Linked DNA regions of Homo sapiens: region 2 is linked to region 1. A link is a loop called in an ENCODE intact Hi-C map of the cell type or tissue named here. Cell type or tissue: mammary epithelial cell. All regions are shown on one strand.

Region 1 (2,500 bases):
CCTTATATGTAACTAATCTCCAGCCATGCCAGCCAACCACTCCTCAGCGTTGCGGTGACCTCATGGGCCACCATGTGGCTGAAAGGGAGAGGAAAAGCTCTTTAGGCTTTGACTTGGTGATTCCATAGGATCCTTGTCAGCCTTTTGAGGCGTTGAAGAATTTTTTACACTTCACCCATTTTTAGTTGTTTTCAACAGGAGGGTTGGCCAGAATGAAATTGCCTGCAGTATTCTCATAAGTTGAACAAAATATATTTTTATGTTTGATGAGAAGAAAAAATTGGAAAGTACTACTTTGGGTGTTGCCTGTCTTCATTTGAAATTTTGCCTGTATCTTTTTTTTTTTTTTTTTTTTTTTGAGACGGAGTCTTGCTCTGTCACCCAGGCTGGAGTGCAGTGGCACGATCTCAGCTCACTGCAACCTCTGCCTCCCAGGTTCAAACGATTCTCCTGCTTGAGACTTCCGAGCAGCTGGGATTACAGCCACCCGCCAACACGCCTGGCTAATTTTTGTATTTTCAGTAGAGACGAGGTTTTACTACGTTGGCCAGGCTGGTCTCAATCTCCTGACCTCAGGTATCCGCCCACCTCAGCCTCCCAAAGTGCTGGCATTACAGGTGCACACCACCATACCTGGCTAACTTTTTGTTTTTTAAATAAATGTTTTTAAATTTTAAATAATTGAAACAGGGTTGTTGCCCAGGCTAGTCTCAAACTTCTAGCCTCAAACAATCCTCCTATCTCGGCCTCCCAAAGTGCTGGGATTACAGGTGTGAGCCACCACACCTGGCCTGGATCATGCTTAGTTGTAGCTCCTCATAATTTGCCAGCTGTAGACAAAAATCATAAAATGAACCACTTTCAATATACCTAATATGCAAATGACGGAGGAAAACAGGACAAGGTCAATTGAAATTCTCCCCTCAAAAAGGAGAAGCACCACACAGCTCTCACCAGCTTCACTGGTGTTTCTCAAACTTCACTGTGTGTCTGAATCACCTGGAGATCTTGTTAAAAATGCCACGTCTGAGTCACAGGGTCTGGGGCGGGGCCTGTGAATCTGCATTTCTAATGTTTCCAGGTGATGCGTTGCTGCCATCTGAGGGCTGTGCTTTGAGTAGCAAATCTCTGGAGTGTCCATCATCCTTACTTCCCTGGTCAGGAGGATTATATTATATGATACAACCAGCAAACCTTAGAGGTATTTTTAAACCTTTTATTTTTTTAATTTACAAACATACATAAGGAGAACCCCTAAGTACCACTGGGGTTCACCCATCTTATTTTATAACTTTCACTGCCTCTGAACTTTTTCTTTGTTATTTGAAAGCAAATGCAACCATTATATCATTTCAGCATGCACCCCTACCAGATAAGAATAATAAGAAACAAAAAAAAAGTATCATTATCACACAAAACTAACAATATTTGTAACACAAAATTAACAATAACTCCTTGATAATCTAGTAGTCAGTCCATACGCTCTATTCTCAGCTGCACAGTTTTTGAGCCTCTTCCCAAGCAATAGCATATTTTCCTGATCAGCTTCTCCAGGGGCTCAGGTTCACTCCTTTTTGCTGAACATCTTCTGTTTCTGTGCTCCTTGGCCCTGGGGCTGAGTACATGGGTGTATTCCTCCTACAATCATATTTTATGGCCTGCCAATTTCCTTCTGGGGTGGGGGGGGCGGGGAACAGGACGACTCTGTTTAGTAATACACAATGCTTTAGAATAAGGCAAAAGCCTTAGAATCATGCCTTTTGAGTCTGAGCCCTACCTTCCTGGGTCTCTCCCCAGTCCTTTAGCCTTAAGGCTAGGACAGTAAACAACAACCTGGACATGACGCCCGGATTATCAGCCCTGCCTCCAGTTGGCAGCCCAGGTGGCCTTGTTGTAGATATATGAGTGGGTTTGCTTCAGGAGAAGCCTGTGGGAACAGGCATCTCAGTCTTTTAGCTTCAAATTCCTCTGGTTTTTTCCCAGATATCTTCTCATTGCCAGGATCTCACTACATTTTAAATCAGTGTGTTAGTTGGTTGTTTAATTCAGCGAGACGTGTGGTTCTCTGACCCTCTGCATCTTTAATCCCTGGCTATAGGCAGAAAGGGCTTCCCCTAAGGAACAGACTGAAGCTTGTTCCCACTTTGCCATCAGGCACCCCCTCCAGCGCTCCCGCCGCCCCCCGCCACTTGCATGTATCTTGTCTGTCTTGCAGCCTATCCCTGAAACCCACAAGAAGTAGCCAGCACACTCTATCCTCGCATTCTCCATTGGACCCTGAATCTCAAGAGAGAATGACGTGTGGTTTCCTGGCCAGCTGCTTCATGACCAAATAGCAAGGACTGCCCAACACCCAGCCTAGAATAGGAGGATGATCCCACCCCTGCTCCACTGGCACCATATAACAGGATTCCGCAAGGCTGTGCTGAGTTTCCAGGTTCCAAATCCTGTTAGGTAGGGCTCTTCTGGCTGTGTGGGACAGGATTCAAACTCAACGTTT
Region 2 (2,500 bases), 390 kb before region 1:
CACTTAAGAAGTGACAATACTGCAAACATAACAGGCATCTAATTCTGGAGTATGACAGTGTTGGCATAATTAGAATTTGAGGGCCGGGCACAGTGGCTCACGCCTGTAGTCCCAGCACTTTGGAAGGCTGAAGCAGGTGGATCGCTTGAGTCCAGGAGTTCTCAACCAGCCTGGGCAACGTGGAAAAACCCCATCTCTACAAAAAATACAAAAATTAACTGGACGTGGTAGCACACACCTGTAGTCCCAGCTACAAGGTGGGAGGATCACTTGAACCCAGAGGCTGAGGCTGCAGTGAGCCTGATCATGCCACTGCACTCCAGCCTGGGCAACAGAGATCCTATCTCAAAAAAAAAAGTGTGAGAGAGATGAAACAAGACTGGCAAAATGTTGATGTCTGTAGAAGTTCAGAGGAGGGAACGATGGCTTCCGTCAGAATCAGGAAACAGAAAAAGAAGTAATATTTTATATTAATAAATCCCTGTAATGTAAGAGTTGGAGATTATCCTCCTCATTTTATAGGCAAGGGAAACTGAGGTCACTTTGCTAGTGAATGGCAATATAAAGACTTGAGCATCAATTCATGACTTTGAAATCCCTCCTTTTGCTAACACACCACACAGACTGCTTAAATATGTCATCTCATATTCTATTTCAGTGAAAATGAAGAAGAGTTGCTTTACTACGTAAAGGAAACTTATTTGTAATTCCTATATCTTTCACCTTTCCTAAAGGATCTCATTTCCACCTTTTAGCAACTATTTTGAATACTTACTGACTTATGCTGTTTTCATTATATCTCATCTAAGTTCATGATTCATCCATGGCTTGCCCCCACTTTAATATGGTAGAATAAATAAGAAATGTTTCTTTTTGCAATGATTCTTAAAGCAAAATATGCTAAAAAGGCATGTGCACACACACACACACATGCGCACACAAAGACAAAGTTTCTTTTAATGTACTTAAGTAAAGTATTTCCCTTTTTAACTATTTAGCAGTTAATTTATGGCCTATACTATGTCCACTGCCCCCCATCAGATCTCTTTTTCTGCAGTGTTAAGTATAGCCAAGCTTAACTCTTCTAGTGGGGTTTCTTGTTCCATGCTACCATGAAATATACCACCCTTATTTCTACAAATTTCATCTGGAGTTGATCTTTTTCTAAAATGAAATTTGCTAGAAATGCTGGTGAAATGAATATTTATTTATTCAGTAAATATTTATTAAGTGCTAATTCTAGGTTAGGTATTGTGCTAAGGGCTGGGAGTACAAAGATAAAAGCAGTAGCTAGGGGGCAGTATAGCATAATAGCAATTAAGAGTAAGGGCTCCCCGCCAGCATGGTGGCTCACGTCTGTAATCCCAGCACTTTGGGAGGCTGAGGCAGGCGGATCACTTGAGGTCAGGAGTTCAAGACCAGCCTGGCCAACATGGCAAAACCCTGTCTCTACTAAAAATACAAAAATTAGCCAGGTGTAGTGCCGCGTGCCTGTAATCCCAGCTACTCGGGAGGCTGAGGCAGGAGAATCGCTTGAACCTGGGAGGTGGAGGCTGCAGGGAGGCGGAGGCTGCAGTAAGCCAAGATCACGCCATTGTACTCCAGCCTGGGCAACAAGAGCAAAACTTTGTCTCAAAAAAAAAAAAATGTGGGCTCCCTCGTCTGGGGTTAAATGGCCAGCCCTGCCACTCACTAGTTCAATGATTTTAGTTAGGCAAATTGCTTAATCTCTCTGAGCTTCAGTTTCCTCATCTGTAAATGGGGATAATAATAATACAGACAGTCCCCGACTTAAGATGGTTTGATTTAAAATTTTTTGACTTCACAGTGGTGTGAAAACAATATGCATTCAGTAGAAACTATACTTGAATTTTGAATTTTGATCTTTTCCCAGGCTAGCAATATGTGGCACAATACTCTTCCATGAGAGATTCAACATGTTATTATAAAATAATACATTTATTTTATTATTTATTATTTAGGCTTTATGATCGATGATTTTGCCCAACTGTAGGCTAATGTAATTGTTCTGGACATGTTTAAGATAGGCAAGGCTGATCTATGATGTTTGGTAGATTAGGTGTATTAAATGCATTTTCCACTTAGGATATCTTCAACTTCTGATGAGTTTATCAGGATGTAGTCCCATCCTAAATGAAGGAGCATCTGTACCTACCTGTGTAGGTATGCTGTGAGTTAATTGAAACCACGCACAGGTAGACTGCTTAACACAGTGCTTAGCACATGAGAAGTGCTATAAATGTTAGCTCTTCCTATTCCCCTGTATGGTTCATATAGGAAGGATAGTGGAAGAAGGAATTTGATCTGACTGAGGGTGAGCATTTTTTGTTGGTTTTTTTGGTTGGTTGGTTGTTTTGAGATGGGATTTCATTCTGTCACCCAAGTTGGAGTGCAGTGGCACCATCTCGGCTCCCTGCAACCTCTGCCTCCCAGGCGAGAGTGAGTGTTTTAAGGAAGAGTTTGCAGATACAGAAACACT

Evidence for each region. Hi-C counts contacts between places; a loop is a spot of excess contacts. Peaks named below come from ENCODE experiments on the same cell type or tissue, not always from the same donor. Only the 100,000 strongest peaks of a DNase experiment are listed, where the experiment ranks them.
Region 2: it touches region 1 in a loop (5-fold over the local background); 29 of 110 quality-filtered maps call a loop at or near these places.

What each region holds. Positions count from the first base shown.
Region 1 is chr1:42,730,152-42,732,651 of GRCh38, forward strand. No RefSeq gene overlaps it. Among named protein-coding and RNA genes, the nearest start is that of CLDN19, 8.8 kb to the right of the region's middle. In mammary epithelial cell, a CTCF peak has its summit at 1,090; a DNase peak (open chromatin) is centred at 1,040.
Region 2 is chr1:42,343,162-42,345,661 of GRCh38, forward strand. No RefSeq gene overlaps it. Among named protein-coding and RNA genes, the nearest start is that of FOXJ3, 9.2 kb to the left of the region's middle. In mammary epithelial cell, a CTCF peak has its summit at 1,293; no DNase peak of the experiment used is centred here.